Linked DNA regions of Homo sapiens: regions 1, 2 and 4 are each linked to region 3. A link is a loop called in an ENCODE intact Hi-C map of the cell type or tissue named here. Cell type or tissue: Caco-2. All regions are shown on one strand.

Region 1 (2,500 bases), 230 kb before region 3:
CACACACAACAGGAAGGCGCTTCATCTCATTACAGCATATAGAAAAGAATGTTACAAATCACTCGTGGGAAGAGGAAGGCAAGCACCATGAAGTCAGTGGTCAGAGCATCAGAGCAGTGGGCTTACACGGGGAGCACATCTTGCCTACAGGTTTTCTGGTCTCATGATTACCTAAGAAGGTTTCTTTTAGCTCTGGGTGGGTGGGGGGCATATACTTTTTTTTCACCTTCTTTCTGATATTATTATTTAATTTTGCATGGAGGGGGAGAAGAGCTTTTTGTTGTTACTTAGTGTTTCTCTAAAGGGGACGTGGGGGAACAGTAGGTTTGCTCATCTTGAATTTTCTTAAAGCCACATATATGGTGGGGACGCAATACATACATGTTGGATTAAACCAAATAGTCCCCACCTTCTTCCCTATCTCTCAGGCCTAAAAATAAAGGGTCCCCTGTAGATGCTTCTAGAGAAGAATAACTTGAGATCAAGAGTCTGAGCAACATGTGAACACGTTACATAAACCCTGCTGGCTCCATACAGTGGCGGGCAGGTTTTCACAGATCTGAACAGAACGGCTTACCTGATAGTGATGAAAATACAGCAATATCAGAACTGGAGAGGCCCCAGGCATTGGCCTTGGGCCTCGGAGGGAAGCAGGACTTAGCATCCAAGAATTTACTGCTATAGCAGAAGGGCTGTGTCCTCCTGCCCAGGAAGATTCCCCCACAACACTAGTAGACAAGTGGGCAGTAAGGAAGACGCCTATCCCTCTAAAGGTACCAGTTTCTTAACCTGCAGTTCTGAAAGCCACTCGTTTTGCTTTTTAAGTCATGCGAATTTCGGAAAAGAAAATGTGAACGCAGGTCCGAGCCCCATCAGCAGCAATGAACTTATACACAAATGTACAGTATTTCTGCTCCAAAGAAATGCAACCAGTAGAGGGAGCACAGCTGACTTTTGTTGTTAATTTCTCAAGATCGGGATGAACCTGGGAATGACGCTAAATGATACAAAAATAACACACATCACCGCAAAAGAAAAGATGCATGCACGGACGTTCAGAGAAACTGCAAACCCTGACACCCTTATGCACGAACGTTCAGAGAAACTGCAAACCCTGACAACTTTATGCACGAACGTTCAGAGAAACTGCAAACCCTGACACCCTTAGGAGGTATGTGAATTGTTAGTGGATATTTGCACAAGAGCTGGCTAAACAGACAGAAGAGGACTACATAAAAAATAAATTCATGTTGGAAAACAATATGTGGCATGTGGAGAAAAGGTCACAAAGGGTTAAACTTCTTTTTCCCTTTGTCAAGTGGATTTACACTCAGAAATGAAAACGTATGGAGAGTTTATTTAAGCATATTCTCTCCAAAAATTTTAACTCAAGTGTTTAGCTTGCTCACTCTCTCTCTCTATATATTAGATCTACAATAGCTGGGCTTTAAAATTCCTTTCAAATTGCATTCTCAGTGACAGAGATGACTTCCAAAAGCAAGCATTTTCTGGATTGCTCTTCAGGGGTCTCCAGAACCAACTTGGTCAGGAATCAAGGTGTCTTCAAGATCTGCGAATTTGAAGCCATCAGCCACAATGGAGCTTACCTCCACCTTTTCAAGCCTTCATAGAACAAAAACAAGGTAAGAAGTGCTGGCACCAACGCGTCCTCACCTATGTCACCTAGCAACAATGTTATCAGCAGCAAGGCCAGGGAAGAGTCTCCTCCTCCTCCTCGTGTTAGGTGATACGCAACAGGGGTGTCAACACCGTCAAATTACCTGAATCCAAACACGATTTCCCAGCATAACTGCAGTTCCAAATATGCATCCTGTTAATGGAATCCATATTTGGACTGCTATGGAAATGCAGAAGGTTTTTCATAACTACATTTTGTGGTTGACTACCAACGGATTGCCAAAATCAATTTTTTATATTTGAAACTGATGAAAGGTCTAAATATGGATCCATCCCACACACTCCCATGCTAGGTAATCTGAGGGTCTGCTTGGGAATACGGACATGTTTGAAAACACTGCAAACACTTGTTTCAGCCCTGGATGGGGTCTTTCTATTCTCTGAGAGACAAACAAGGTTCACCTTTCTAGGCAAAGTTTTAAAACACAGTCTTCATTAAATTTGATTTGATACAAGAATGTTTTACAACTTCAAAGTAAACCTTATGCCAACCAAACTTAGAGACTCTTTACATAGTTTTCTCTATCTGAAAACAGAATACCTAACAAATACATAGAGATATTCTTAAAAAATACAGGGCCAGCCAAAAAGAGGCCAGGAAACTCTAATAGCTTTTAAACACCACCTCCAGAATGCATTGCAGGGACTGTGTGGCAAATTCCCTAAAATCCAAGGGCTTCAATTTCCTTTACTATAAAATGATGAATGTTCGATTTAATTTTCTCTGCCTTCTGAGCTCTATCTTCCAATTATAAGTTTCCATGATTTTAAAGCCCCCATTGTTTTCATTACCCCAAATTAG
Region 2 (2,500 bases), 120 kb before region 3:
ATCATCCCACCCACCACCCAAAAATCCTTACCACCACCAATTAACCATTCCCTGTTTAAATGTCCCTGATTCTGTCTGCCTCTCTCTCCTTCTCTCACAGTTGTTGTGTTCAAATCAGGATCCATACAAGACCCAACATTGCACTTGGTTGATTTGATTCTTCCACAGATTCCTTCTATTTCTTTTCCTTTTGCAATGTTTTTCACAGTTTTCCTTTTCCAGTTCAACATCTTTGCAGTTTAAGATGCTCCTCTCTCCCCCTTTTTACTGACTCCCCATGTCTCCTCCCTGATCATTTTTTTAGAAAATTTCTTATTAACAAATCTTCCATGAGCCCAGAATACGGGCACTTTATGTTCAGGCTCCGGCAGGGAGCTCAGAGGAGGAGGTAGAGAGCTCTGCTAATCCCAGCACGAACTTCACAGAAAACAAAAGTGCAAGTAAATTCCACAGAAACACCCAGACGGTCATTGCTCTACCATTAGCCAAGATTTGGGTGCACCACTGTCCCCTTAGCTTCCTCATCTTTAAATTAAAGGCATTGAAAAAGATCATGATAATGACAGCAATGACAACGACATTAACAGGACATTTAATATTTGTCCAAAGGTCCCTCAAGATTCCTTCCAGTCAAGACTTTCTCTGTGATTTTAACCATCAAACACACTTCAATATATTAGTGAAGAGCAACATTCTGGTTAGGGGGGAGATATTTCATAAATGACAAATGAAAAGTAAGACAATGATAACAAAGGAACGGAGACCACAAATGTAGATGACAAAAGAAAACTACGGTCATTGTCATATCTAAATTTGAATAACATGCTATGTTTCAAAGCACTTTCTTATACATTAGCAAATCTCAGCCACACTAATAGGTAAATGATAAAGAATGGTATAAAAGGTTAATAATGGTGGAACCTTGGGTATGCAGGTGTTTCACTAAGCCAGTGGATCTCAACCAGGGTAATCTTGTGTCCCCCCACCTCCTGCCTCCAGGGGTCATTTAGCAATGTCTGGGGACATTTTGGTTGTCCCAGCTAGGAAGGTGTCCTGACCTCTACTGGGCAGAGGCCAAGGCTGCACTGAAATATCCTTCGATACTTGGCACAGACTGCACCACAAAGTATCCAGCCCACAATGTCAGTAGTTCAGAAACTGAGAGATCCTGAGATAGGCAAGTCCCCTTGTTACCCAACTAAAACTGTACTAGACCAGGGGACTAGGGAGGCTACTGAGGCCTGAAGGCACAGGAAGTCAGACACCTTGTATTACAACCCTCCACACTGTGGGCTACCCTAACACATGAGGTTCGATAAAACAATCGGCCGGGTGCGGGGGCTCACGCCTGTAATCCCAACACTTTGGGAGGCCAAGGTGGGTAGATCACCTAAGGTCAGGAGTTCAAGACCAGCCTAGCCAACATAGTGAAATCCGTCCCTACTAAAAATACAAAAATTAGCTGGGCATAGGGGGCGGGCGCCTGTAATCCCAGCTACTCAGGAGGCTGTGGCAGGAGAATCGCTTGAACCCGGGAGACGGAGGTTGCAGTGAGCCAAGATCACACCATTGCACTCCAGCCTGGGCAACAAGAGCGAAACTCCATCTCAAAAAAAAAAGAAAAAGAAAAAGAAAAAAGAAAACTGTCCTGGTTTGGTTTTGTTACCGAGATAGATCACAATATATATTTCTAAGTCTGAACTATTCCCTCAATGTATTCTTCTTGGGAAACTGTACTTACCAGACACTGTCCAACTGAAGAATTTACCTGCTTAGCAGACCTGTCTCTGAATGACAGCACCTGCGCTGATTTAGACAATGGGCACCTGCATCCTTGGGAACCCTTTACTCTAATGGGAGCGACTGACAATGAATACGTCCATGAGAAAGAGTCAGGTGGCCATGAGTGCCATGACGAGAACAGAGCCGGAACAGGAAGGGGAGGGGAGGGAGGGGTCTGGGGAGAGGGCTGCTACTTCAGCTTAGGTTCTCAGGGAAGCCTGTCCGGGGAGGCGATATTTGAGCCAAGACCTGAAGGAAGTGAATGGCTAGCCAGGCAGAGCTTGGAAGGAGAGTATTGGGGGCATGCAGTGGGAAGGCCTGTAGCAGGGGCACGCTGCGTGTATTCTAGTCCCAGAAGAAAGGCCTCTGAAGTGCCCTAAATGAGGAGGACAGGAGGTGAGAGAGAGGCGGGGCCAAATCCCTTGAGGCCTCCTAGTCCCAGCAGAAAGTCTAGCTTTCAAACAAACTATAATGGGAAGCCATTGGAAGTTCAACCGGAGGAGTAAGGAGACTTGATTGCTATTGATTGATTGATTGATTGACTGAGACAGGGTCTTGTTCTGTCACCCAGGCTGACTGCAGATCAAAGCTCACTGTGGCCTCAACCTCCCAGGCTCACACGATCCTCCCACCTCAGCCTCCTGAGTAACTAGGACTACAGGCACGTGCCACCATGCCCAGTTAATTTTTTTTATTTTTTCATAGAGATTGTCTGGCT
Region 3 (2,500 bases):
GCCGAGATCACGCCACTGCACTCCAGCCTGGGTTACAGAGTTAGACTCCGTCTCAAAAAAAAAAAAAAAAAAAAAAAGTTACCTCTTCACTAATTTCTAATCTCCCCAGAAAATTTGTAAGGGGGTTTTGATACCATATGTAGGACAGGAATAAATACAATGTTTATAGAACTCTTGCATCTCAGATCATTGTATTCAATTCAAAGTGTGTAATTTTATTTGGGGAGGATTTATGCTGAGAACTATCAGTATCCCAGCGCCTTTGATCAGGAACCCAGGAACTCCTAAAGTGTAGACCATTATCCCCTATAGAGATTAGTTAACTTTCAATCTGGGTAAGAAGAATAAAGTTTTTTTGCAAAAGAAAGCCCAAATGCCATCTTTTTCCTTCTCCATAAACACTAGGATAAGAAGAGACTTATAAGTAGAAGCTTGAGGTTGAATCTCATCTCTATCTTTGTTGCACTGAACTAATCACTACATCCCCTCTCTGCCTTTGTTTTCTCATCTGTAAAGTGGGAATAATAATAGTAGCAAAGATTCTTCTAGCAATAAGATAAATGCATGAGAAAGCTGTCTAAAAATTGAACTGTAGCAAGCATGGCTAAAGCACTTCTTACCTATTACAAATGTCTAGAGCCAAATTTCCACAGTACGGCATGGACAGATGATTTTAAAATCAGAAAGAAAAAAACAGTTATAAAAATACTTAGTGAGATTTGGCCAGGCATGGTGGCTCACACCTGTAATCCCAGCACTCTGGGAGGCCAAGGCGGGCAGATCACGACGTCAGGAGATCCAGACCATCCTGGCCAACATGGTGAAACCCCGTCTCTACTAAAAATGCGAAAATTAGCCAGGTGTGGTGGCAAATGCCTGTAATCCCAGCTACTTGGGAGGCTGAGGCAGGAGAATCGCTTGAACCCAGAGGCGGAGGTTGCAGTGAGCTGAGATCGTGCCACTGCACTCCAGCCTGGGTGACAGAGCGAGACTCCGTCTCAAAAAATAAATAAATAAATAAAAATAAATACTTAGTGAGAGTCTCCCTCACTGGTCACTTTGCTTGGGGGTTCAAATTATAACCCAAAGCTATGGAATATGCTTACTTGGGAGATTCTTACAGCTCCTATACATGAATCTTTTTGAAACATATCAAGGGTCCTTAGAAATCTGATCTGGTGTGACTCTCAGAGCACTCTGATGACACCTGCTGGCTAGGCATGGTGTGACAAGTGTGTTCTAGTCTGGACAGACGGAGATGGTCTGGAACCCCTGAGTGGAGTACCTGGGAAGCTGAGGCTGGAGAGAAATCCTGACCTTCAATCTTGCTGTGCAAAGTGTGGTCCTAGGGCCTGCAGTATCGGGATCACTAGGAGCTTGTAAATGTGGGATCAGACTCTACATTTTTTTTTTTAGAGACCGGGTCTTGCTGTGTTACCCAGGCTGGTCTCAAACTCCTAAGCTCAAGCAATCCTCCTGCCTCAGCCTCCTGAGTTGCTGGGAATACAGGCACTGGCTCAGACTCTACATTTTCATGAGATCCTCCAAGTGATTCGTGTGTGCTTTAGCGTGAAAGAAACATGTTCTAGTGTTCTAGAGGACTTAATCTAGTGACTAAGCGTCTATGTCAAAGAAAAAAATTTTTTCTTTTTTTGAGACAAGAATCTCACTCTGTCACCCAGACGGTAGTGTTATTGTGTCATCCCAGTTCACTACAACCTCCACCTCCCAGGCTCAAGCGATCTGCCCACCTCAGCCTACCAAGTAGCTGGGACCACAGGCACGAGCCACCACGCCTGGCTAATTTTTGTATTTTTTGTAGAGACAAGGTTTCACCATGTTACCCAGACTGGTCTTGAACTCCTGAGCTCAAGCAATCCACCCACATCAGCCTCCTGAAGTGCTGGGATTACAGGCATGAGCCATTGTGCCTGGCTGAAAAAAAAATTTTAGCTCCACATAGGGCTAGCAACTCACAGAAAGCTTGGCACTTCTGCTGTTTCTGGTCCAAGCCTTTCGTTACACCAGTGCATAAACAGGCCCATTGCCCCACAACAGTTTTTCTTATTTTCATTTTTATCCTGTTTTCTACTTATTCTGTTGAAGACATTTTTCCTCCCAGAGGAATATTCCTACAATTCTGTAACAAAATGATAGGAAAACAGGATTCCCATTACAGAAAATTTGCTTTAAGATCGTATTTTTCAAAATACAAAGGTTTCTTAGAAGTGTTTTTGTGCTTTTTTTAAATGTTCTGTGTACTGGTCATACCTACAAATAACAAATAATAATAATAGCACGGCCAGGCGCAGTGGCTCACTCCTGTAATCCTAACACTTTGGGAGGCCGAGGCAGGTGGATCACGAAGTCAGGAGTTTGAGACCAGCCTGGCCAACAGTGAAACCCCATCTCTACTAAAAATACAAAAATTAGTTGGGCATGGTGGCACGCACCTGTAGTCCCAGCTACTCAGGAGGCTGAGGCAAGAGAATCACTTGAA
Region 4 (2,500 bases), 480 kb before region 3:
TCAGGCTTCATCACATCACTCACTTCCATATTGCAGCTTCCTGGGTTTGCACCCAATTGAGTAAAGCCCAGCACACACATCTACATTCCAGTTGCAAGGGGTGTGTGGGAGGGCTGGGAAAGGAAGCTGACCAGATTTTACCTTTAGAAAGCAGGACAATGCTCCCGAGGTGAGACGCTATCTATGCAAGGAGGGTGTTCAACATTTGGACAGCCACGGCTGGAAGATGTCCACTACCCAGGTTTTCATAGTCATAGGCAAGGGGAAGTTGTGGCAGTGGAGGATTCAAGATAATTTTTTTTATTTTTTTTTATTTTTTTGAGACAGGGTCTTGCTCTGTCACCCAGGCTGGAGTGCAGTGGTGCGATCTCAGCTCACTGCAATCTCCACCTCCCGGATTCAAGCCATTCTCCTGCCTCGGCCTCTCGAGTAGCTGGGATTATAGGTGCCCACCATCACGCCTAGCTAATTTTTGTATTTTAGTAGAAATGGGGTTTTGCCGTGTTGGCCAGGCTGGTCTCGAACTCCTGACCTCAAGTGATCCGCCCTCCTCAGTCTCCCAAATTGCTGGGATTACAGGCGTGAGCTACTGCACCCGGCCTAAATTTTACAGGAAGCAGGACTCAGTGATGGATTGGATGTGGACTACAGAGAGAGATGACTAGTTTTCCAGCCTGAGCAACCTGAGAGAAGGTGAGGCCATTTACTGAGATGACGGAAGAAGATAAAGTGAAGGTGGAAATGATAAGTTCAGTTTGGGACATATTGGCCTTGAGGGGCTTTGTAAATTTTCAGGTTCTGAGGCTCCAGTGGTGGCAGCAGCAATCACCCGTGGCCTTGTGTGTGGCACCCAGCATCTGTTCTAATTCCATCCATCACCAGCTGATTCTCATTTCCCAAGCCTTTGTTCAGGCTATCGAACTCCAGGGATCTGAGTTACCCTCTCCTATTCCTAAACACTGTCCCCAGCCAAACCCCACTTAACCTAATTACTAGGCATGTGAGCCTGGGCAAACCGCTTCACTGCTCTAGGCCTCGGTTCCTCATCTGTAAAATGAGAGGGTTACAAAATATGACGTCCAAGGGTCCTTCTACGTCCATTCTGGTTCTAAATAAAATGCGGCACTTTGCTGATCCACCGCGAGAGGGCACCAGAGAAACGTCCTCGCACAGGACCGCGCTGAAAGTGCCCCGAACCAGCCAGGCACGGTACCAGGCGGGATGCTGTGAGGGAGGTGGAAATAAGGTGGAACGCCATCCTTCCGCATCCTTCCGCATCCTTCCTACTCGGGCAAACCCTTAGATCTGGGAAAAACGTTCGATAAGCAGCAACCGCAGCCAACATTCTATTTATCCCCTTTATTTCTTTATCAAGACAAAAATCATTCTCCGGCTCTTCACTGCCAGAACCTGTTCGTTAAATGCACGAATTTTCAAGGTAAATTAGATCCAACTGGCACATTACAATCACCTGGATGCTCTTAAATACACCGATGCTCCGCTCCCAACCCAGAGCAGCGTGAGGGGCCACAGCCCTCCCTTTAGCTAAAAGATGAACTTGGGACAGATTCCTGCTTGGGACGGGTTCCTGCTCATCTCCCACTCCTGGACCCCGGAAACTCACAGCCTGGTTGCTAAGTCAGATTTAACTCCTTTGTGGACATTGCCAAAAAAGCTTGAGACGATCCTACAGGTCTCCAGCAGGGAGCACGGGGGTACACGTCATACCCTCAAAGCTGGGTCGGCAAAAAGCCCTTGATGCGTGGCGAGCTTGCTCTGTTATCCTTACTACGAGAAGCAGAGTGGCATCTTGCTCCTTGGATTTCTAGCATACAGTCCTGTTATGATAGCTAATCGATAAACTGTCTGGCTTGGAAATGCACGGTCTTCCAGTCTTTCCCTCTGTGTGCGGTCTAATCCCGGTCATGAACACGAAACACAAAAGCTGCTGTTTGTGGTGTGAGCCACACCTTCCTCCCTCACCTCTAAGATGGTGAGAAAAGATAAGCTTATCCGCCCAATTCATCTGACAGGGTTTGGGAGGACCAGATACATGTATAGGTACATGTTCTGAAGTGTATAATACAAATGCAATCTCCAGGTGGAATTATTTTAAAGGTGTGATTAATTTTACTGTTGATAATATAATTATACAAGGGTGTCATTGTTTTCAAGGTAACGTTCACATCACAGTGTTTTATTTACAATAGCTAAAATGTAAATGATCTAAATATCCAACATTATCAAATATCAAGTTGAGACCCTCCCTTTGTTAGCAAGTATTTGAGGACCTATAGCGTGTTAGTCTGTTTTTGCATTGCTATAAAGGAATATCTTGGCCAGGCTCAGTGGCCCACACCTGTAATCCCAGCATTTTGGGAGGCCAAGGTGGGCGGATCACGAGGTCAGGAGTTCAAGACCAGCCTGGCCAATATGGTGAAACCCTGTCTCTACTAAAAATACAAAAATTAGCTGGGCATGTGGCGCATACCTATAGTCC

Evidence for each region. Hi-C counts contacts between places; a loop is a spot of excess contacts. Peaks named below come from ENCODE experiments on the same cell type or tissue, not always from the same donor. Only the 100,000 strongest peaks of a DNase experiment are listed, where the experiment ranks them.
Region 1: it touches region 3 in a loop (9-fold over the local background); 31 of 110 quality-filtered maps call a loop at or near these places.
Region 2: it touches region 3 in a loop (5-fold over the local background); 5 of 110 quality-filtered maps call a loop at or near these places.
Region 4: a loop joins it to region 3, with 9 times the contacts of the local background. A loop is called at or near these places in 31 of 110 quality-filtered maps.

The regions. Positions count from the first base shown.
Region 1 is chr21:31,346,689-31,349,188 of GRCh38, forward strand. It overlaps a transcript of TIAM1 not described here. Among named protein-coding and RNA genes, the nearest start is that of TIAM1, 3.7 kb to the left of the region's middle. In Caco-2, a CTCF peak has its summit at 955 (motif pointing right); no DNase peak of the experiment used is centred here.
Region 2 is chr21:31,456,812-31,459,311 of GRCh38, forward strand. It overlaps a transcript of TIAM1 not described here. Among named protein-coding and RNA genes, the nearest start is that of TIAM1-AS1, 100 kb to the right of the region's middle. In Caco-2, a CTCF peak has its summit at 997; no DNase peak of the experiment used is centred here.
Region 3 is chr21:31,579,755-31,582,254 of GRCh38, forward strand. No RefSeq gene overlaps it. Among named protein-coding and RNA genes, the nearest start is that of TIAM1-AS1, 22 kb to the left of the region's middle. In Caco-2, a CTCF peak has its summit at 1,192 (motif pointing left); a DNase peak (open chromatin) is centred at 1,237.
Region 4 is chr21:31,097,586-31,100,085 of GRCh38, forward strand. No RefSeq gene overlaps it. Among named protein-coding and RNA genes, the nearest start is that of KRTAP19-8, 60 kb to the left of the region's middle. In Caco-2, a CTCF peak has its summit at 1,125 (motif pointing right); a DNase peak (open chromatin) is centred at 1,176.